Linked DNA regions of Homo sapiens: regions 2 and 3 are each linked to region 1. The links are chromatin loops, found by intact Hi-C in ENCODE. Cell type or tissue: heart right ventricle. All regions are shown on one strand.

Region 1 (8,000 bases):
TTCTGAAATCGAGATTTTATTGAAGTTTAGAAAGAGAATGGAAAGAGATCTTATTTAAGACCCACTAACTAGTGGATTCTATAGGATACTTGGAGTTCACCCAAGGGATTCTCATCAATAATTGAGGAAGAGAACTTTGCAATGGGAGCTCAGAATTGTTGACATTACAGGTGCTGTCGATAACCCACTTCTCACTCTCAGGTTTTTAGAGAAGAGGACCCCAAATGGGTCTCTTGGTCTGTTTATTCAGTTCTTTCATCTCTACCACAGTTACTCTAGGTAGTTCCAGAATAGCCTCACTCTTTACTCAGAATCACCGTTCCCAACACTCAGATTGATGCAGTCTGGCCCACTCTCCAGACTTCTGCGCTCAGGAGGATTCCCCTAAGGGCTTTCACTTTCCTTATCCAGCTCTGGTCATGTCCCTCCCTCCACCCATCCCCACACCTGCTCATCAAATGTGTCCAATCATGAAGAGAGTTCAGTTCCTTTTCCACAGGACTCTTGGAACCCATTCGAATGTGGAAGTATGCCTAGGCACATGTTTAACAGTCCCCAGACATTCCATTTAAAGCAAACATGTGGCTGGGCAAGATGACTCACACCTGTAATCCCAGCACTTTGGGAGGCTGAGCGGGCAGATCACCTGAGGTCAGGAGTTAGAAACCAGCCTGGCCAACATGGTGAAACCCTGTCTCTACTAAAAAATACAAAAATTATCCAGGTATGGTGGCTGGCACCTGTAATCCCAGCTACTCAGGAGGCTGAGGCAGGAGAATTGCTTGAACCTGGGACGTAGAGGTTGCAGTGAGCCGAGATCTTGCCACTGCACTCCAGCCTGGGCGACAGACAGAGACTCTGTCTCAAAAATAAATAAATAAATAAATAAAGCAAATATGTGGTACTTTGGGTCAGATAACTGCCGAGGGTATTACTTCCCACCTCAGAGGCGCCTGGTGTTTTTGGAGTGGCTGCACGGTCAGGGCTATAGTGGGCACCATGGGAGTCGGCTCACAGCCCTGCAGTTCCTCTGGAGTCAGGGTGCTGAGGCAGTGGTGGCAGTGAGGGGGCTGGATGAATCTGCAGAAAAGGCTCTGGGGACAATTTGGATTCCCTTTAACTGGAACAGAGACAAGGTGATGCAGACAGAAAACATTGTATATTTAAGCCTGGTCCCAATATCCCTCCAACCTTCACTGCCTTCAGCGAGGACCATGTTGGAAGCAGGTAGTCCTGAGGACACACGGCTCCAGCTGGAAATAACAAATGTTCAAGTAAAGCTGAAACCTTTTACCTTTCTACTATTGTGCCTTGGGATTTCATAATAATTCTGGATGTTGAAACAGAATAGAAATGTTCTGTTGAGAACTGACAGGGAGGTTTGAAGATATTTGGGTAGTATCTTGGCCTTTGACCTTACCGCAGACTAGAAGTGATGGAAAGAAAAGAGGTACCAGATGATCGGTGAGACAAGATGGCAGTCCCCTCACACCTTTATGAGGTGATCCTGGCCTGTAGAAGCCCAGTTTCTACAGAACTAATGCCACTAGGGGCCTTTGTGATACCCAGTGGAGGCACTGGCTTCTAGTCCTAGTTAATTGGATTCCAAGTGAGCCTCTGGGACCTAGAGAAGTTGTCAGAACTGATGTTTTTTCCTTGTTTGGATAGAATTAGTGATGTCAGAAATATCTCCTCTGTGGACACTTGTAAGCACCTGGATTTCTAGGAGTTCACTCTACCTGAGCACAAGAAAGATTGAGGAAGCCAGATCAGTGGACACACTGGAAAAATTCCTGGAAAATTTGAAGAATGCAGGGATTGAACCAGATGATTACTTCATGAGTCTCTGTGAGAAGAAACTAGAAGAACTCAAAGCTAAGGAGCAGTCAGGAACCCAGACAAGAAAGCCATTCTGGTTTTCATCTCAGAACATGTGTGATATTGGCAGGACGCAGTGGCTAATGTCTGTAATCCCAGCACTTTGGGAGGCCGAGGCAGGCACATCACTTGAGCTCAGGAGCTCGAGACCAGCCTGGCCAACGCGATGAAACCACATCTTTACCAAAACTACAAAAATTAGCCAAGCATGCTGGTGAGTGCCTGTAGTCTCAGCTACTGGGGAGGCTGAGGCAGGAGAATCACTTGAACCCAAGAGGCAGAGGTTGCAGTGAGCTGAGATTGTGCCACTACACTCCAACCTGGGTGACAGGGCAAGGTTCTATCTAAAAAAAAATTAAGTTAAATAAATAAGTAAACAAGAACACATGTGATATCATCTGTAAGGAAGCAGGCACGCCCTCCTTACACTAATATAGTGGCTTTGCTTTTTGCTTTTTTTTTTTTTTTTTTTTTAAAGACATGGGGTCTCAGTCTGTCACCCAGGCCAGAATGGAGTGGTGTGATCATAGCTCACTGCAGCCTCCTACTTCTGGGCTGCTCAAGTGATCCTCCCGCCTCCACTTCCTGAGTAGCTGGTACCACCCACGTGTGCCACCACCCTCAGCTACTAGTGACTTTGCTTTAAATAAATGGTGGAATCCTAAATTTACAATTAAAAATTTCCCTAAAAGATGAAAGATCTACAATTTTTTGGTTGGGTATTTTATAGGACTTGGGAACTAATTGTTGAGGAAGCTATGACACCTGCAGATGGAGGGCTGATCTTGTATGGAGTTAACAGGAGGACCGTGTCCACAGATGACGCTGCATTTGTGTTTCTCTGGATGTGTAGTATTGTGAAGACATTGCTTACTTTTATGCCTCCAAATCATGCATCACCTTTGATGTATCTGTTCATCCTTCTTGAAACTCAGGATTGTACAGTCTGTTCCTCCTGGGACCTGAATTTGTCTTGGAGGTGGCTTTTAGAAATCCTCTATATGTTATCCTGTTGACATGCACTGTGTATTCGTTTCTTCTTTCTCCTCTCCTGAACCTGCTATTCTTCCATTTCTGTCTGTGTAGAAGCACTCAACAACTACAGTTTCTGCTCACTTAATGCATTCTATATATTCGTTCTATACACTGGACTCAGTGCTTGCCACGTATTGTCTCACAATGACCCTCTGAGGTAAATACCGCTATCCCCATTTTATCTGTGAGAAAATTGAGGCTTAGAGAGCTTAATGTCTTGCCCAAGGTTCACCTTTCCAAAGTAGGCATCCACAAAGTATGAGGCAGACAGTTCTAAAGAAGAAAGATAGCTGAGGTTGACTCAAATCTTCTCTCACATGGATGGAAGTTTTTGACTTAGAAATACATACCGATTTCCATGGGTATCTGTGGGCCCCAGGCCTGCTTGGTAAAAGGGGTCTGATTTCTTGTCTGCTGTGTGAGCCAAAGGAAGCTTAACATCCTCTGAACTGAACCTTCCTTCGCTCTTTGGAAGGAGGCGGTCACCACAGGTACTTGGGAGTTAGAGGACAGGACTTTGTAGGGTTGATCCGAGCCCCTGCTTGCCCGAGGCAGCAGTTCTTTCAGTGACCAGACGGTGCCAAATCGATGTTCCTTGCTTTCCAGATGAGCTTTTTGTTTTTAAGATTAAGGAGGCTGAGAAGGGTCTGCCCACAGTCACCAGCTTACGGTTTGCTGGCCTCTGTGCCTGCTTATCTACCTGGGTAGCACTGGGCAGGTGGTGCTTTGAGCCAAAGGTCCAAAGGCCGTTAGCATTTCTGGGGAAAATAGTGGCTGTTTTTCTGAGCCAGATCTCTAGATTTGGGTTTACATGGGGTCCTTTCATGGACTATCCTGAGTATCGGTGGTAAAATGTCTTGGGGCATACAAATTTGTCTGAATCTGACATACCACTGCTATCTTTCCAAGTGGTATTACAAGAAAAAAAATTTTGTGATGTGTTTGTTCTAACAGAAATGCCAAGGCTTTAAGATAAAGATAAGATGATAATGGGAAAAAAGAAAAACAAATATAAAGTCCTTTAGGGAGATGTTTTCATATCTCTCAGGCCAGCCTGACTCAATCTCAACTCCCTTCAGCCAAGATAACTTAATTATACCGTTTATTATTAATAATACAGTTTTATTATTACATGAAGTCCTCATTTTATACTCCTGGTTGCCTAAAATTTGCAGCTATTTTATTTTGCTTTTACATAATTTCATTCTGAGATAAAGAGTTTCTACCAATTTATCACTTATCCAGGAAAAGACTGTATAAAGGAAAAGACTACCATTTGTCCAGAAACAAAGTATGTTCTCTAAAAGAAGTCATCAAATTAAAGCTGAAGTGTGGAAGTAATAACATTGTTATCATGCTTCTCTTTGAAAACAGCTGGTTATCACACTTTAGAAAACCATGGGCCCAATGACTGTCTCAAAAGGAACACAGACCTTTGGCATCATTGTACCGGTGAGTACCTATCCCACCATACGGTGGCTGAGCTAGTGAAATCTATTTATATAACCCTGCTGGTGTTCTTCGTACATGTGTTAAACAATCAAGGTGAAATGGTATTACTATCAAAGATAGTCAACTGAGGAGAGGCAATTATAAGCAGCCAGAATCTGCGAAACAGCTATGACATTCACTCATTTTGCATTCAGGCTTGTTTTTCCGCCATTTCTTTTCCTATATGTGGCTATGCTACCACTAGATGGCAGTGCAATGGCATTCTGGTGGTCTTTAAACGAAGAGCCACGATACTGGCTTCAGGACTTCCCCTCAGCCTGGCTGAAAAGTAGAACTGAGACTTCCATTGCCTTCATCTATCCATCCATCCAACCATCCATCCATCCATCCATCCATCCATCCATCCATCCATCCATCCATCCATCCATCCATCCACTCATTCACCCAACAAATATTCATTGCCTTTAAAAATAACTCTTGATAATTATACAGTTGAGTTTAAAATGATATTGCCAGAATTGTATTAAAGTTGACTGAAAGAGACCAGAGAGAAAATGAACAGATTGAAGTACATTGTTTGTGCACCGTCGGTACAGGGTAGAAGTCCAAAAGTGGGTGCTAGGATGTTTCCAAGCACAAGGGATCAAGCATTAGGTTTGGTCTCAAATCAAGGAGGTAGTAAAGGGCTGAGGGAGCTTTGGGAGCCATTTCTTGGGATGGGATCAGAAATCTAAAGTAATTGAAGGTCAGAGTTTTGGAACCAGAGTAACAGATAGCCACCAGTCAGAAATACGGTGCTGTAAATGAATTTTGGTCGCTGATGTCCTTGTGGATCCAGGCAATTTTGTAGAATTCTCACACATATAGCTGCCAGCAGAGGCAATTTGGTACTCAGCTTGCCAATTCTTAAGCACGTACTATGAGTTTCCTTGTACACAGTCAAGGAGAGAAGCATCTGGTTCCTTTGCTTACATATTTGCTGCTTGTGTACTTCTTTCCTGTTCTGTTGTTTCTAGCCTATATTTCACCTGCATCTGTTAGAAGTTTTAACTTCTTTACGAAGAGAGCTTTATAAGACTACTCCTAAACTAAAAAGGGTCTGGGCATGGTGGCTCACACCTATAATTCCAGCACTTTGGGAGGGCAACATAGCAAGACCCCATCTCTACAAAAAATACTTAAAAATTAGCTGAGCATGGTGGTGCGTGCCTCTAGTCCCAGCTACTTGACAGGCTGAAGTGGGAGGATCACTTGAACCCAAGAAGAGGTTGCAGTGAGCCGTGATCCTGCTACTGCACTCCAGCCTGGGCAACAGAGTAAGACCCTGTCTCTAAAACAAAACAAAACAAAACAAAACAAAACACTACTGAGAGAAGTGGATTATTCTCCCCATCTGACTTCTTCAGTTCAAACTGCCTTCCACCAGAACATTAAAAAGGGCAAAATTTGCTATCCCCTAATGATCAAAAGTATGATTTTATTCTTTCAATATGTAGAGAGAACCACATAAAATTGAGAGGGTAGCTTTGTCGTCTAAGGTAATGGCTTTTAAATCTTTTAGAACCCAAACCTCAATCAGAAATATATATTACTTCACAACTGTGGCGGCCCCTGGCCTGTTTGCTCTCAAATCCTTTCCTATTCTGCTGCAATGTCATGGGTATGCTGATCCCAACAGGCTGTGTTTCTGAGGCTCTCATGTTGTTAAGTGATTACTGGCTGGGTCCTACTGATACGAGGCCCTGCCACAACGCTGGAGAGTGGGAAGAATGGAAAAGCTAGGATGATTCTCCTTGCCTTTCTCTGCCCGAGGTGCATCTCTGACAGTGGCTAAATCTCCTCCCTGGCTCCAGCTCCAGCCAGAAAGGCCCTCCTGTCATTAGATGAGTCCAGTTCTGGGATCTAACCACACTGCCTCCTCTCTTTGTCCCTCTAGTCGAAAAGGATTAGTGGTTTCTGCTGCTGCTAATCTCTGGTTGCCTCACCTTCCCCTATTTGGCTTCTCAGCGTTATCATTTGTGTAACCAGTTTCCTGTATTAAATTCCGTATATTAAAAACAGATCGAATGACGGTTTCTTTTTTGTGACACATTATTATAGTACATATATACATATATATGAAACTGAAACAAATGTTTCATTAACCATATTCCTCTTACTGTGTGCAATGATTTCTTATATTAGTCTATTTTCACTTTATGCATTTATTTTGAGGCAGAATCGCTCTCTGTCGCCCAGGCTGGAGTGCAGTGGTACGATCTCAGCTCACTGCAACCTCCACCTCCCGGGCTCAAGCAATCCTCCCACCTCAGCCTCCCATTTAGCTGGGACCACAGGTGTGTGCCACCATACCTGGCTAAATTTTTTCTACTTTTTGTAGAGACTGGGGTCTCACATATTGCCTAGGCTGATTTCACACTCCTAGGCTGAAACAATCCTCCTATCTTGGCCTTCCAAAGTGCTGGGATTACAGGCATGAGCCCCACAATGGCCAGCCAATTTCACTTTTTTAAAATGCCAGTCACAACCCACTAAATTGAATTCACAACTGACTCACTGATGGATTATATCTTACTAATTTGAAAAACTCTCGCTTTAGAGACTGCATTTATTCATTTACTTTTTTCATAGTCAGGCTTGCTGAGTTATAATCTAGGCACAGTAAAATACTTTTTAGGTGCACAATGTAGGAATCTTGACGAATGTATCCAGAATATTTCCATCATCCTCAAAAGTTCCCTTGTGCTCTTTTGTAGATAACCCCTCCCTCCCTCCCTAGTCCCTAGTAACCACTGATGTGCTTTTGGTCTCTATAGTTTTATCTTTTCCAGAATGTCATATAAATACAATCATATAATATATAGCCTTCTGGCTGGGCACAGTGGCTCATGCCTGTAATCCCAACACTTTGGCAGGCTGAGGTAAGCAGATCACCTAAGGTCAGGAGTTCGAGACAAGCCTGGCCAACATGGCGAAACCCCATCTCTAATAAAAATACAAAAATTAGCCGGGCATGGTGGCTCATGCCTATAGTCCCAGCTACTCAGGAGGCTGAGGCACGAGAATTGCTTGAACCCAGGAGGTGGTGGTTGCAGTGAGCCGAGATCGTGCCACTGCACTCCAGCCTGGGTGACAGAGCAAACCCTGTCTCCAAAATATATATATATACACACAAGTATACATATGTGTGTATATATATATACATATGTGTGTGTGTATATATATGTATATAAATAGCCTTCTGCATCTGGTTTTATTCACTTAGCATAAGGCTTTATATAGTCATCCATTTTATTTTTTTTAAAATTTTTTTATTTTTGAGATGCTCTGTTGCCCAGGCTGGAGTGCAATGGCGCATTCTAGGCTCACTGCAACCTCTGCCTCCTGGTTTCAAGTGATTCTCCTGCCTCAGCCTCCCAAGTAGCTGGGAGTACAGGCACATGCCACCACACCTGGCTAATTTTTGTATTTTTAGTAGAAACAGGGTTTCACCATGTTGGCCAGGCTGGTCTTGAACTCCCAACTTTGTGATCCACCTGCCTCGGCCTTCCAAAGTGCTGGGATTACAGGCGTGAGCCACCGTGCCTGGCCTATAGTCATCTATATTTCTGCATATAAAATTAGTCCATCCCTTT
Region 2 (8,000 bases), 210 kb after region 1:
TGTTGAGTTGATGGTAGTGCTGGTCCCTGAGCTAAGGAATGCCAAAATTGTGAGATGAGAGGAGAGAAGATTATTTTAATTTCAGGCCTATTGAGTTTGAGGTGCCTATGGGATGTCCAAACAGAAATGGATACCACTGTATTTGGGCTTATTGCTTTAGAATGCAGATAAAAGATAAGAACTTGAAGCTGATTTGATAGTCTTTGCATACAGAAACCACTAATATAGAGATCTGTTAAGGTGATTGTGTATCTCAGAGTTTATAAACTCATGAGCCTATGATGCCATAGGTGTAACTAGGCTGTAATTAGTGGGGTCTAAGTGCAGATATATTCGTTAATGTAAGTTGTAAGGATTGTAACAAACTGAAGATCTCGCCTTCTCAGTTCCAGCCATTTGTTACCACATGATAACACTGGCCCAGTATGTCAGGATCTTCTGATTTTTCAAGAGAAACCAAGAATCTGAATTTTTATGTAAAAGGTTGACCCAAAACTCTTTTAGGTGTATGTTTGTGTATGTGTGTCTGGATCCCTCCAGACAATTTTCTAGGCATTTGAAATATACCTGTGTGAACAAGAACAAAGCCACTCTTTATAATCTTATAATCCAGAAGAATATGGAATTATTGATTATTGAATTCTTTTAAGAGGTAGGAGAATAAGGGTGAGAGATTGACCTTAAATATTATTAAAGACAGTCTTTCATTATGGAGAGTTGTAAAGGAAGTCTGGATGAATATATAGATGCAGGGGGCACTGTTGTAGGCTCATTTGGTCCTCTCAGGTAGCAAATTGTAATCCATAGTGTAGGATCAGAAGACACAAAGGCTGAGGAAAGACTACTAGCTCCTAGACTTTTAAGGAATGGGCAGAGGAAGGGAAACCAATAAGCTACCAACAGTGTAAGAGAAGATCAGAGCAGGATATCACAAAAGCTGGGGTAAGAGAATATTTCCAGAAAGAGAAAGTGATTAAAAGTGCCACATATTGGCCGGGCATGGTGGCTCACGCCTGTAATCCCAGCACTTTGGGAGGCCGAGGCAGGCGGATCACAATATCAGGAGATTGAGACCATCCTGGCTAACAGGGTGAAACCCCGTCTCTACTGAAAATACAAAAAAATTAGCCGGGCGTGGTGGCAGGTGCCTGTAGTCCCAGCTACTCGGGAGGCTGAGGCAGGAGAATGGCGTGAACCTGGGAGGCGGAGCTTGCAGTGAGCCTAGATGGTGCCACGGCACTCCATCCTGGGCAACAGAGTGAGACTGTCTCAAAAAAAGAATAAATAAATAAAAATTAAATTAAATTTTAAAAAGTGCCACATACCCACAAAGGTCAAGAAAAACAGTCATAAATTGTCCATTTATTTATATTGAAGGTTATTCATTATCTTGGTGAGAACAGCTTCTAAATAGAGATGAGAATAGGTATTAAAGTAGATTGAGACTGAATGGAAAGGGTAAAACAAGAGACAGAGTATATCTAACAGCCTGATTAGCCTTATTTCTATTCAACAAACCAATTAGTCACTCTCCTACTTCCAGGTATGTACATTGCTCTTCTCTCTGCCTGGAACAGTTTCCTCCAAGTATCTACATGGCTTGCTCCTTGGCCCTTCTCCAGGTCCACATCATTTGACAAGGCCTTCCCTGAATATGCTTTTTAAATTGCAAACATCCCCACCCCACTACCGTGGTGCCCAGTTCATCCTTCCCTATTTTATTTTTCTCTGCAGCACTTATTCCCTCCTAATATATAATTTTCTTACCTGTTGTATTTATTGTTTTTGTTTTTCCGCTAGAAACAAAGCTCTATGGTAGGAGGAATTTTCAGATATTTCATTCTTAGGTTCAATTCATTGCTGTATGTCTAGCACCTACAATTGTAACTGCAGCATTGTGATGCTCAGCAAGTGTTTGTTAAATTAAACAATTCAGGAGACTTGGCTGTTATGGCAAGGGGATGTAGCAGTAGCTAGAGGAGAGTGTGAAGGAGAGCACTTTCTTTTTAACAGTAGTGTAAACTTGAGCATATTTAAATGGAGCATGGGAAGGAGATCAGAGTAGGAACAGCCCCACATCTATTCATTCAAATAAATAAAATTTCTGAGCGCATTCTATGGGCCAGAGAATTTTCTAGGCATTTGAAATATACCTGTAAACAAGAACAAAGCCATTCTTTATAATCTTATAATCCAGAAGAATATGGAATTATTGATTATTGAATTCTTTTAAGAGGTAGGAGAATAAGGGTGAGAGATTGACCTTAAATATTAGTAAAGACAGTCTTTCATTATGGAGAGTTGTAAAGGAAGTCTGGATGAATGTATAGATGCAGGTAATTTTACCCTGAACCATCTAATTCTTTCTTGCTTTTTCTCTTGCACAGTAGCATAACCAGGGATAGAAATATATTCTGGATTAAATAGGTTTTCTGGTGTCTTAAAGTATAACCCAGATACTTTTATCTTAACACAAAGCAGAAACTCCAGATAAGAACATGTCGTGAACCTGAAGCCCTGTATTATAGTAGCTAGCAGAACCACTCCCAATATTCTTAGATTTGGCATTGGCAGCATATCCTTTCTTTTCCTAAAGTACTAACTCTACTACTCTCCTAAGAAAATTATTTCACATCTCGTCTCTACTCAGATCTCCAGCTTTTCCTTATTCTTGTACTTAGCTAATGGCCTTGCTTCCTAAAAATCAGAAGAGAACATCTATTCTCTTTCACCACCATAGCTACTAACTTGTCTGCATCAGAGTAGAGTATCACAAAAACTGGGGGAGGAGGATATTTCAAGAAAGAGAAAGTGATTAAAAGTGCCAAATATTGCTGGGCACGGTGGCTCACGCCTGTAATCCCAGCACTTTGGGAGGCTGAGGCGGGGGGATCACGAGGTCAGGAGATCGAGACCATTCTGGCTAACATGGAGAAACCCCGTCTCTACTAAAAATACAAAAAATTACGGGCGGGCGCCTGTAGTCCCAGCTACTCGGGAGGCTGAGGCAGGAGAATGGCGTGAACCCGGGAGGAGCCGAGATCACACCACTGCACTCCAGCCTGGGTGACAGAGCAAGACTCCATCTCAAAAAAAAAAAAAAAGTGCCAAATATTGAGAAAGGTCACAAAAAAGTCATAAATTGTCCATTGTATTTATTTTGAAGGCTACTCATTATCTTGGTGAGAATAGCTTCTAAGTAGAGAATAGTACCTATAAACCCTGCCTTCCTTCTGATGATGTAAATGGACATCATGAGCTAACGCTCTTATCTAATGCTAGTCCCTCGATCCTATCTCTTCCTGCCTACTTAAGAATATGACTTGGTCGGGTGTGGTGACTCATGCCCGTAATCCCAGCAATTTGGGAGGCCCAGGTGGGTGGATCACTTGGGTCAAGAGTTCGCTACCAGCCTGGCTAACACGGTGAAACCCCGTCTCTACTAAAAATGCAAAAATTAGCCGGGCATGGTGGCACATGCCTGTAGTCCCAGCTGCTTGGAAGGCTGAGGCAGGAGAATCGCTTGAACCTGGGAGGCGAAGATTGCAGTGTGCCGAGATTGCGCCATTGCACTCCAGCCTGGGCGACAGAGACTGAGTCTCCAAAAAAAATTATGATTCCAACAATTCTCTTATCTTTTCTACATCAATTTTTACCTTTTTGTAGTCATTATCATTGTTATGTAAACATATTTAGATATCTCCTCTAAAAACAACCCTCTTACACCGGGCGTGGTGGCTCACGCCTGTAATCCCAGCACTTTGGGAGGCCAAGGCGGGTGGATTCCCTGAGGTCGGGAGTTCAAGACCAGCCTGACCAACATGGAGAAACCCCATCTGTACTAAAAATACAAAATTAGCTGGGCGTGGTGGCACATGCCTGTAATCCCAACTACTCGGGAGGCTGAGGCAGGGGAATTGCTTCAACCCAGGAGGCGGAGTTTGCAGTGAGCCAAGATCACACCATTGCGCTCCAGCCTGGGCAACAAGAGCGAAACTGCGTCTTTTAACTACATTATCTACATGGTAGCCACCATCCCACTTTTCTTTTTTTTATAGCCAACTTACTTGAAAAGTGACATACCAGGTATCTTCCACCGTCTTCTTTCATTCTCTCTTGAGCTCACTCCAGTCATACTTTTGCATTCATCATGCTAACAGAACAACTCTTCTCAAGGTCAGTGGGGTCTTCCTAATAGTGACTTCTCAGTTCTCACCTTATTTCATAGCAGGATTTGACTTAGTTGATTACTCTCTTGAGAAAATGTCTTCATTTGGCTTCTGTGACACCACATGCTGTATTTTCCTTATTGAACTGGCTACTCTTTCTCAGCCTCCTTTGTTCCTTTTTCCATTCTAATTGCTGAGACCGTTAAAAGTTTGGAGTGCTCAAGGGATTACTCCCTACTTGTTCTCATCCAGCCTTGTGGCTTTAAATGGTGTCAGAGTCCAAGTACATCCTCCCTTGAATTCCAGACTTACGTATCCAGCTGTCTAATTGACATCTCTGCTTGAGTGTTAAGCACCCCACATTTAACGTGTCCAGAAAAACTTCCTGATTCCCTGACCTTGCGAACTGCTCCTTCCTGTCTTCCTCATTTCAGTCCTGAACAATTCTGTTATTCCTAGTTGTTTAAGTGAAAAATTTAGAGTCATCCTAGACTCTTCTTTTTTTCTTACACTCTAAATGCAGTCCACCAACAAATTTTCCCAGTGTTAACTAAAAATTATGTATAGACTCTAATCACTTCTCACCACTTGTACCATTTACTGACCTGGTCCAAACTGCCATCATCTCCAATCTTGATTATTTCAGTAGTCTCCTAACTGGTATCCCAGCTTCTGCCATTGTCCCCCTACTGTCTGATCTTAATACAGCAGCCAGAATGATCTTTCTAAAACACCAGAGTACCAGAATAAAAGTCAAAGTCCTTGTATTGCCTTGGAAAGCCTTACAGTATCTGTTGTTCTCTTCCCCCTACTTTTCTTCTACTGTTGTCTTAGCAGAGAGGCCTCCTTGATCAACCTGTAATAAAAGTGATCATATTCATAACTTTCCATATTTTATCTTGTATTATTCTCTGTGGCATACTATATAGCACTTGTTCATTTTTTAAATTGCCTGTACGGCCCCACTAATGCATGCTCCCTGAGGGCAGGAACTTTGTTACTGCTGTGTCTCTTTATTTATTTATTTATTTATTTATTTATTTATTTATTTATTTATTTATTTATTTTTGAGACGGAGTCTTGCACTGTCACCTCAGCCTCCCAAGTAGCCGGGATTACAGGCACACACCACCACACCTGGCTAATTTTTTGTATTTTTAGTAGAGATGGGGTTCCACTACGTTGGCAGACTGGTCTCCAACTCCTGACCTCATGATCTGCCCGCCTCAGCCTCCCAAAGGGCTGGGATTATGGGGGTGAGCCACTGCTTCCGGCCTGCTGTATCTCTTAATTCCTAGAACAGCGTGATGCATAGTAAACATAGTGTAGTACTTAGTAAACCTTCAAGTAAATAGCTGTTGGGTGAATTAATGAATTTTCTGTGTGTATGTGTGTGTGTGTGTGTGTGTGTGTGTGTGTGTGTGTGTATGTTTACTATATGTCTCCCTCTTGAGGCTTCAGGCAGAAAATTTGAATTGTAATACTCACTAGAAAATAGGAGGTGGAAGTTACTCATTCAGAACATATTTATTGAGCACCTACTCTGTTCAGGGAATACAGTAGTGACTAAGAGAGCTTATCCAAGAGAGGCTCTTTGAGAAGAGTAGGCAAACTGGAGTTGTCTTGGTCTGAATGTCAGTTCTGAAATGTTTTAGTATCATTTCCAGGGAGCATTCTCAGATTAGTTTGTAGTGATTTGCAAATCTCTTATAAGTTTTCATAATCTCATTTAATTTCAGAGCTGGAAGGGACTAGTTTAACCATCTCATTTTACAGATTTGATGAAACTGAACTGCAGGAAGTGTAAGGGACTTGCCCAGTGTCTCTACTCAATTAGTTAATGATAAAACAGAGATAAAGTTCTGGGTCTAGCCTGCTGATTAACAAGTCAATGACTTTTCCACTATGCCACGCTGCCTTCCATTCCAAATCTGCAAGAAATTTCTTTTCAAAAGCAGACTATTTGCTATTGCTTTATGACCTTTTTTAGTTAAGCACAATATGGGATAGAAAACTAAATAGTTCTTTTATAATTTTTCAACATGTGAGAGGTTAAATTCATTACTTTTATAGAAAGTTTGCAATGGATTTAAATTTATTTTAAGCAATAAAATAATTCTTTTTATCATTTAAAGTTAATTGTGTTTTTAAGAATATGATTAAGTTGGAAGGATGAACTGAATTTGTTTACATCAGTTTCTCTTAAAAAATTGTTGCAGAGAAACTCTTGCTACTCAGTTGGATCTAGCAGAAACAAAAGCTGAGTCTGAGCAGTTGGCGCGAGGCCTTCTGGAAGAACAGTATTTTGAATTGACGCAAGAAAGCAAGAAAGCTGCTTCAAGAAATAGACAAGAGATTACAGATAAAGATCACACTGTTAGTCGGGTAAGTGTGATAGTCAGGTAAGTTATATAAAATTTATTTAAATCACAATAGGTCACATCTTAAAATATTAGGGTAAGTGTGTGTGCAAGTGTATTTACTTCTATGTTAATACATAGTGGTCATTCTGTACTCATGTATAAAATAGTTTGTATAATACCAAACATTTGTTAATTATTGAAATTCTTGTTCAAGATATTGGGCTTTTGTTTGTATAGGCACAGAACCAATGCAATATTGGGCTGTTTTTCTGGCTGTAGATCTTATTAGTTATATTTCATATGAAGTAATGGCTTAGCTTAAATTCATTTGTTGTTCTCTTAATACATTGCAACTGATTTTATGGGCCAGAATTCTGTGAAATATAGAGAAACCATTTGGGAATGAGGAATTCTTGGGATAATATATAAATCCATTATAAGAAAACCAATACTCCAAACAATTACCTATTCCTGAGGTTTATACTGTAATCTATATAGAATCATGCGACTAAAAAGAGGAGTTAGATTTTTCTTGTAAAGCCACTATCAGTCACTCTGGGTTCCAGTTTTGCCCCTAAGAAGTTATATGGTCTTGGCAAAGTTGGCTTTAACTTCTCTAAGCCTCAGATTTCTCATCTATAAAATAGAAATAGTAATATCTCTTCCACATGATTGTTATGAGGATTAAATAAGACAGTAGACATAGAATGATTAATATAACATATAACAAGTAATGATTATATATTACTAAAAGTAATCTATAAATAAATGTTTTTATTATCGTTTTCATCATCAATATTCAGATAAAGATATTGAAGTCCAGAAAAAGTATGACTTGCTCGGGGTCACATACTAGGTTAATCGCAGAGCTAGAACTAAATACAAATTTCTTAGTTTGCAATCTAGTTATCTTGCCATTACATATGCCCCCCTTTTGTTCATACATATATCTATATGCATACAATGAAATAATTTTTGGATGCTGTTAACTACTTTTAAATATTTTTGATGTAATTACATATTTTAAGCTGGAAACCAGACATTTGCTGTAGTTCAGCAGTGTCTGACCTGTCTTTATCTAGCAGTATATTTAAAGGTTACTGCCTGAAATACGAGAATAGCAAAGAGGCTGGAGCTTAAACTTTTGTGTGCTTTGTTTAGCTTGAAGAAGCAAACAGCATGCTAACCAAAGATATTGAAATATTAAGAAGAGAGAATGAAGAGCTAACAGAGAAAATGAAGAAGGCAGAGGAAGGTATGTAGAATTTTTAAAAAATCATCATGTTAAATCAAATTCAGTGATTTATCTTTACCTATGTTGTGTTAGGTTTCTAAGATACCTGTTTTCATATATTAAGTAACTTCTGTAGCCTTAAGAATTATCTTAATGAAGTTACTGAAAGTTACTATGTAATGTATACTTATTTGAATAATTAAAGACATTGTTAGTTTGAAATGCAGAAATTAA
Region 3 (8,000 bases), 130 kb after region 1:
GTGTTTTCCCCAAGTATCTGTGGCAGAAAAGAAGTGTCAGGCATCAGAAGATAAATCTTTGCTCCTAATATTAGACTAAAATGCTGTAGAACAGTAAGCTTTATAAACAGGAAGCAGCTTACATAGCCGTGTGGAGGGGGGAAAGTGTCTTGTAATATAGGAAATAAAAATTTTTTTAAAACATTACTTCTGATAATTAAAGTCTTGACATTAGCTACTTGGAATAATTTGGCAGAAGAGAAGAAATAAAAATAACTGAAACAGTAAGGCTAAATTATTTAGCAAGTATTAAAAGCACTTAGTAAATTGTTCTGTGAAACCTTGAGCTTTAAATGTTAACAAAAGGTTCATTATTTTCCCTTTTCAATTTTAAAGGTAAGGCATAAATCCACCAGGAAGGTATATGCTATGAAGCTTCTCAGCAAATTTGAAATGATAAAGAGATCTGATTCTGCTTTTTTCTGGGAAGAAAGGGACATCATGGCTTTTGCCAACAGTCCTTGGGTTGTTCAGGTATGACTTTGCTACTCTTTCATTATTGCTGCATTAGTTTGTAACTAAACATGTCTGAGAAGCTTAGTTTGTGTTTTAGAATAGTAGTAGAGAATTTACTGGCAGTTACAAAATTGTCTAATTACCTTTTAAATCTTAAAATTTAATTGTATTGAATCATTTCTAGCAAGAAAGGCTAGAACAAAATAACCATGCTTCTGTAGAATTTATATATAGGAAATTTAATTTAAATGTAGAATTTGTGCTGGGCGTGATGGCTCATGCCTGTTATCTGAATACTTTGGGAGGACAAGGCGGGAGGATAGCTTGAGCCCAGGGGTTTGAGACCAGCCTGGACAACATAGTGACACCTATCTCTACAAAAAATTAAAAAAATTATTGAGGCATGGTGGTACACGCCTGTGGTTCCAGCTACTGGGGAGGCTGAAGCAGGAGGATTACTTGAGTCCAGGAGGTCGAGGCTATAGTGAGCCGTGTTCACATCACTGCACTCCAGCCTGGGCAACAGAGTGAGACCCTGTCTCAAAAATAAAAATAATAAATATAAAATTTAAATACAGAATTTTAAATTAGATATTTTTAAATACAGAAGATATAGAAAACTTAATCTACTTAGATTTGAGGGAAGTCGTATATTATTAAAATTTAAATAGATACTTTTAGTTAATATTGAATTTTTTTCCCCAAACATGAGGCTCTCATTTTGTTTAGCTGTCTCCTCATTTATCTGTCTCTTATTTTGTGAAGAGGAGATAATAAGAGAAATGAAGGGAAAGTGAGAGGAAACCAAGTTAAGCTAGGTCACCAAATAATACTTGTCTTTCGGTTTTCAGTGGAAAGAAAAACTAGAAGTCAGTAGTTTTAGGTCCTCGTCTTGATTGCCATAGGCCTTTCTCTGAAGCTGTGGCCATGTTACTTAACATCTCTGGGCCACAATTTCCTTGTTCATAAGTCTGAAAGTTGTCTTTGATTGGTTATGTTCAATTGTGGAGGTACCTTAGGCAAAATCATGGGGTCAAGTGGGGTTTTGGGTAGATTATAATTCTGAGTTTTCTCTCTGCTTTTATGAGTTCAGCTTCATGTTTTATCTGTCTTATGTATTGGGATCCTTAATGCAAAATGTCATACGGGGGAAGTTAAACTGGGCTAGACCATTTCTAATTTTCTAACATGTTTTTGTGATTTATTTATAATATATAATGAAGTCTGTCCTTAAAAAGCATACCAGTAATTGGAATTAAAAGGATATGAAAAATGTTGAAGGTTTATGCCATAGCACTTTTTTTTTTTTTTTGAGACGGAGTCTCGCTCTGTCGCCCAGGCCGGAGTGCAATGGTGCGATCTCGGCTCACTGCAAGCAAGCTCTGCCCCCTGAGTTCACGCCATTCTCCTGCCTCAGCCTCCCGAGTAGCTGGGACGACAGGTGCCTGCCACCACGCCCGGCTATTATTTTTTGTATTTTTAGTAGAGACGGGTTTCACTGTGTTAGCCAGCATGGTCTCGATCTCCTGACCTCGTGATCCGCCTGCCTCGGCCTCCCAAAGTGCTGGGATTACAGGTGTGAGCCACCGTGCCCGGTCACCATAGTACTTTTAAACTTGAAATGTCTATGTTTTTACCAACTATGTAGATCAGAGTTTCTCAGGCTTAATACTATTGACATTTTGGGCCAGATAATTCTTTGTTGTTGGGGGCTATCCTTTATATTATTTCAGTTACTAATGTGTTTATTTAGGATGTTTGGCAGCATTCCTGGCCTCTACACAGGGGATGCTAGTAGTGACTCTTCCCACCTCACACACAGTTGTGACAACCAAAAATGTTTTCACCACTAGTTAACAACCACTGATACATGAACGTTCAGTGTCTGTTAGTGAAAAAATATGTGACATAATTGTTACTTTCAGGGCTATTTACAATTTAGGTATTCAGAGCTTTATTTCTCTGGATATATTGTCTATAAATAGGGTGAAACTGTCACCAAATTAACAGTATTTCTTTATGGGGCCCAAATGACAAATTATATACTTTAATCTGGGATAGTCATGAAATGCCACTTTGTTTCTTATCCTTCTCTCTTCCCCCAAAATACATTTTTTACATTAAAATAACTGAGTCTGGGCCGGGTGTGGTGGCCCCCATGCTTGTAATCTGAGCACTTTGAGAGGCTGAGACAGGAAGATCACTTGAGGGCAGGAGTTCAAGACTGGCTCCCAATCTCTACAAAAAAACAAAAAATCAAAACAAAGTAACTGAATCTATAACTAAAATTATTAAACACAGTTGAAAAAAATGAAACATTAAGAAGATTTTAAGACAAACATCTGGGTAAATTAGAGATCATCTTCTCTAGGGCTTGTTTTTTTTAGTTTAATTCTAAACTTCTTGTATTTACTTAAAATGTTATTTTATAAATTTGCCCTTCTTTTTATTTGATCCCCAGTCACATAATATATTTATGCCTGATATCCTCGCTAATTTCACATTAGTGGATTTTGCTGTTACTATTTGAACCCTAGCTGCTGCCTTCCTCCTACTTCTGTGTTAGCTATTACTGCTCCTCCTCCTGACTGCTGTCATTTGTTGAGCATCTGTTGCACTAAGTGCTTTCTATATTCAGTAATCTTTTTTAACAACCCTCAACCCTGAAAGACAGTTAATCTGTTAGGTGCACTGTTACTTTATGGATTAGTTTATGATTTGGTTCATTAAGCCTTTATTAAGCAATTGCTAACCGCCAGGCATCTGGATACTTGACTAAGCAGCAGGTATAAAAGTTAAACGAAGTATAGTCCTTACAGTGTTTTAGAAGAGATTATAGTCTCATAGACTCGGGTAGGTTAAGCAAATTACTAGTCACACAGCTAATAAGAAACAGCTGAGGCCGGGCGCAGTGGCTCATGCCTGTAATCCCAGCATTTTGGGAGGCCAGGGTGGGCGGATCACGAGGTCAGGAGATCGAGACCATCCTGGCTAACACGGTGAAACCCCATCTCTACTAAAAATGCAAAAAATTAGCCGGGCGTGGTAGCGGGTGCCTGTAGTCCCAGCTCCTCGGGAGGCTGAGGTAGGAGAATGGCGTGAACCTGGGAGGCGGAGCTTGCAGTGAGCCGACATCACGCCACTGCACTCCAGCCTGGGCGACAGAGCGAGACTCCGTCTCAAAAAAAAAAAAAAAAAAAAAAAAAAAAACAGCTGAAACTGTAAGCCAAATTTATCAAAGACTTCTTGAGCATTGTGATATTGATATAAATTTAATAGTAGACCCCACTGATGCACAAGTTAAATTAGAAATACAGTATTTCTTTGCCTAGGAGATTTGTATATTTACTGAAAATATTACAGTTTAAAAAAATTCTCAGTAAAAGAAATTCAAATAGTGTAGAAAATTATGAAGAAAGGATATCTCCATGTAACTCTTCTGAATAATTATGTTATAGTCATTTTGCATATACAAGGGTCTTTGTGGCATTTATGTTTGTCTTTTTTTAAAACTAGACTTGCAACTTCTGTAATTTGATTATTTTACTTAAATCTTTTATTAACATTTTTGCCACTTTTTAAGTGAAACAATTTTGTTTAACATTAATGAATGTGTTTTGTTTGTTTTTTCTATTTGTATAGCTTTTTTATGCATTCCAAGATGATCGTTATCTCTACATGGTGATGGAATACATGCCTGGTGGAGATCTTGTAAACTTAATGAGCAACTATGATGTGCCTGAAAAATGGGCACGATTCTATACTGCAGAAGTAGTTCTTGCATTGGATGCAATCCATTCCATGGGTTTTATTCACAGGTAAAGATAAAAGTGCTTTAAATTTTCTCATTTGTTGAGGGAAATAGCTAAAAATAACTTTAACATTTCTTACTCTCAGTTCACCCATTCTTCTTCCGTATGACATAAGTGACCTTTCAGAACTCAAGACTCTGGCCAGGCGCTGCCTCACGCCTGTAATCCCAGAGCTTTGGGAGGCCGAGGCAGGCAGATCTCTTGAGCTCAGGAGTTTGACACCAGCCTGGACAACATGGTGAAACCCATCTCTACAAAAAAAAAAAAAAAAAACACAGGTGTGGTGGCATGCACCTGTGGTCCCAGCTCCTTGGGAGGCTAAGGTGGGAGGATCGCTTGAGCCTGGGAGCAGAGGTTTCAGTGAGCTGAGATCTAGTCACTGCACTTCAGACTGGGTGACAGAGTGAGATTCTATGTCAGGAAGGGGGGAAAAAAAGAACTCCAAACTTTGAAGTTTATAATTTTAGCATTTCAATTTAATGTTGATATAAATGTATTCTTTAATATCCCTTAATCTGATCATATAGCCTTTAAATGGTGTTCTGAAAAGTAAAACTTGTAAACTAGTTTTCTAAGGTATGTGCCAGGAGTTAAACACTTTGATGTTAATTTTTTAAATATGTAACTTAATTTGCTTTTAATTAGTGAATAGGTCGTATTTATTCATTAGACGAATAGTTTCATTTGTTGTACAAACACTGCTTGAATCCTGTGTGCAGTTGCTGTGCCTACATGTCAGGGATCAAAAATGAAAGTGACTTAGACCCTGCCGTGGGGTTTTTTTATGTACTTACCTATCTAATATGTTTCAATCACCTTTTATGTCTGAGTGTTGTATTTTTGATGGTCTGTCTCTCTCAAATGATTTGATTTTCCCTCTGAAAGAATGAAACTTTTAAAAAAGGAATATATATGTTTTCTTCTGAGGCATTAACATATAAAGAAGTTTCTTTGATGAAATTTAATTTATAGATGTGGATAGAGAACACATACAGATCAAAGATGGCCTTACCTAGATTGAGGATGCTTGACCTAAAATAACTGCCTCATATAATTTTTACAGTGTCTAATCTGTTTCAGAAAATACTGTACTATTTTTTCCCTCCTGCAGAGATGTGAAGCCTGATAACATGCTGCTGGATAAATCTGGACATTTGAAGTTAGCAGATTTTGGTACTTGTATGAAGATGAATAAGGTTAATTAACTAGATTTTAATTTAGTTTTTGCTAATTCAAGGTAGATGCTTCTTTAGAAAATGGTTTAAGAATTCTTTAGAAAATGGTGTAAGAATTTACTAACCATAGCTGGACTTGTCCAGAATTAATATGACCTTATTTGTTGAACTAGATACCATGGTTTCAATGTTGTATTAGTAACTTGTTAGTGATTTATTTTTTCCTCTCTATTTAGGGTAAATATGGATTGCCAGATTTACTAAATCCTTCATAACAACTCTAATATACACTACTGGTAACTAGGAATGGAATTAGCTTAAATGTCACTAAATACTTATGCCAGTGTTAAAATTAGACTTTCATAAAAATTGGATTCCAGTAATGTGTGTATTTTTTAGTGTTTTACTTCAGTTAACATATAAAAGATTTTACTGCTTATTTTAGGAGTGAGTCTTAAAAGATACCTATCCTCACTGTTTATATAATAAATAACATATACACAGCTGTATATGTATATACATATTATGTATATGTATATACATATACATTATGTATATGTATATACATATAATAAATAACATAAATAAATATGTTATTTATATAATAAATAACATATACACAGCTGAAGGAGCTGAAGGAGCTGTGTATATGTTATTCCTTCACTTCATATACACAGTGAAGGAAACACTGCATGAGAACTTCTGTATGAACATTTAGTTATAATGCTGTTTCATTAATACCAGCGAATATAGGTAACAGCTAACAAGTCTCTCAGGTTTGTTGGGGGAGGGCAGTTAAAATTCACATCAAATAGACATTCAGTGTGCTTTACACTATTATGCCCTTTTCCCATACATATGCTTCCCCAGTTTGTATTTGTACAGTCAGCTTTTGTATGTTTCTTTTGTAGTTTCAAACATAGTTAAATAGCTATTTTAGTAGAAAATAATGAAGTCAGTGTTTATACCAATATGTTGTAAAATGCCCTATCCTATGAACTCCCCAGTGTATTTGCACTGGCCTGTGTACTTGTTCTCAGCAGTTAAATGGTTTCATGATATTGGCACAACTTGGGGAATAATAAATGTGGCAGTATGTTTTTCTAGTGAGCATTATTACAAAATAATCACTGGTGTGTGTATATATGTGAATACACATATAATGTGTGTGTATATGCATTCACATGTATACACATACATACATTATATGGTATATATGTATATGGTGTGTATATAGTATGTATATATATGATTAAGCTGTGTTAATTTTTGTCAGGTTTCCATTCAGTTTTAATATATGATATTTTATAGCTCAAAGATTTGGAGTCCCATAGGTAATATTAATAAGAAAGTCATTTTAAATAATTGAGACTTTATATCCTAATTCAAAATTTGACCTGCCGCGCTTTTTAGGAAGGCATGGTACGATGTGATACAGCGGTTGGAACACCTGATTATATTTCCCCTGAAGTATTAAAATCCCAAGGTGGTGATGGTTATTATGGAAGAGAATGTGACTGGTGGTCGGTTGGGGTATTTTTATACGAAATGCTTGTAGGTGAGTAAGGAAGATTTTATGTCTCTCTATTACAGTTGTTCATCTCAAAACTTGCCACTTGGCTCTTTCTAATATATTTATTATATTAAGCAATCTTGATTTTATTTGTGGGTAATAAACATGATCCAAACCTGCTTCGTATGTGTTTTTAAAAGCATTTAGAGGCTTAGAGCAACTTTGTGATGTGTTCTTTTATATATTAGGTGTATGTTTTTAGTTTAATACATACCTAATAATCTTTTTAAACGGGTAACTTTGACTCTTCCTTTGAAACTGACTTTTTAAAAATGTATTTCATTTTGCTTTTGTTTTCTTTATCAATTTTTCAGGTGATACACCTTTTTATGCAGATTCTTTGGTTGGAACTTACAGTAAAATTATGAACCATAAAAATTCACTTACCTTTCCTGATGATAATGACATATCAAAAGAAGCAAAAAACCTTATTTGTGCCTTCCTTACTGACAGGTAAATAATTTTAAAACTGAGCCTGTATTAATTCTGAGGACTTCTCATCTTCTGCTCCATTTTTAAGGTCCATATCTGAGCTTCTACATGTAAATTGTTAGAATATAAATGACAGTGAAACCTGATGTAATTTTATGATATTCTAGATGTCTTTTGTAGATCTCAACTCACTTATCATACCTAAGAAATTGTGATAATAATACAGTCTTGGCTGATGGCTAAACTAGATGACTTTTTTCTTTTATTGTTCAATTTTTAACTTGGTTAATTATAAAAATTACTGTGTATTTTACTGAATCTAAAAAAATTTTTTAACATAACATCTCTGAAATTAGAGTACATCTCACAGTCAATGGTATGAGTTGGGAGCATCCTTTTTCATAGTGGTATAAAAACGGTGATACACCTTATACTTTAAACCATTTTAGATTTGATGATGTATGGTATATGGTTGTTGAAAGAGTCAATAGTATAAAGCCATTTTTAAAAGTA

What was found. A loop is a pair of places that touch in the nucleus more often than their neighbours do. Peaks named below come from ENCODE experiments on the same cell type or tissue, not always from the same donor. Only the 100,000 strongest peaks of a DNase experiment are listed, where the experiment ranks them.
Region 2: it touches region 1 in a loop (3-fold over the local background); 37 of 110 quality-filtered maps call a loop at or near these places.
Region 3: it touches region 1 in a loop (2.9-fold over the local background); 16 of 110 quality-filtered maps call a loop at or near these places.

Annotation. Positions count from the first base shown.
Region 1 is chr18:21,176,416-21,184,415 of GRCh38, reverse strand. LOC107985161 (a long non-coding RNA gene) reads left to right here and starts at 4,083. Exons shown (of 3, transcript XR_001753365.2): 1 at 4,083-4,204; 2 at 4,288-4,365. It also overlaps the pseudogene EXOGP1. In heart right ventricle, a CTCF peak has its summit at 4,597 (motif pointing right); a DNase peak (open chromatin) is centred at 4,625.
Region 2 is chr18:20,968,902-20,976,901 of GRCh38, reverse strand. ROCK1 (Rho associated coiled-coil containing protein kinase 1) reads left to right here. Exons shown (of 33, transcript NM_005406.3): 23 at 6,389-6,554; 24 at 7,694-7,787. Among named protein-coding and RNA genes, the nearest start is that of ROCK1, 140 kb to the left of the region's middle. In heart right ventricle, a CTCF peak has its summit at 4,842; no DNase peak of the experiment used is centred here.
Region 3 is chr18:21,041,605-21,049,604 of GRCh38, reverse strand. It overlaps ROCK1 (Rho associated coiled-coil containing protein kinase 1), which reads left to right. Exons shown (of 33, transcript NM_005406.3): 4 at 376-513; 5 at 4,138-4,313; 6 at 5,419-5,503; 7 at 6,896-7,040; 8 at 7,370-7,508. Among named protein-coding and RNA genes, the nearest start is that of ROCK1, 66 kb to the left of the region's middle. In heart right ventricle, no CTCF peak of the experiment used is centred here; no DNase peak of the experiment used is centred here; H3K27ac peaks cover 87 bases.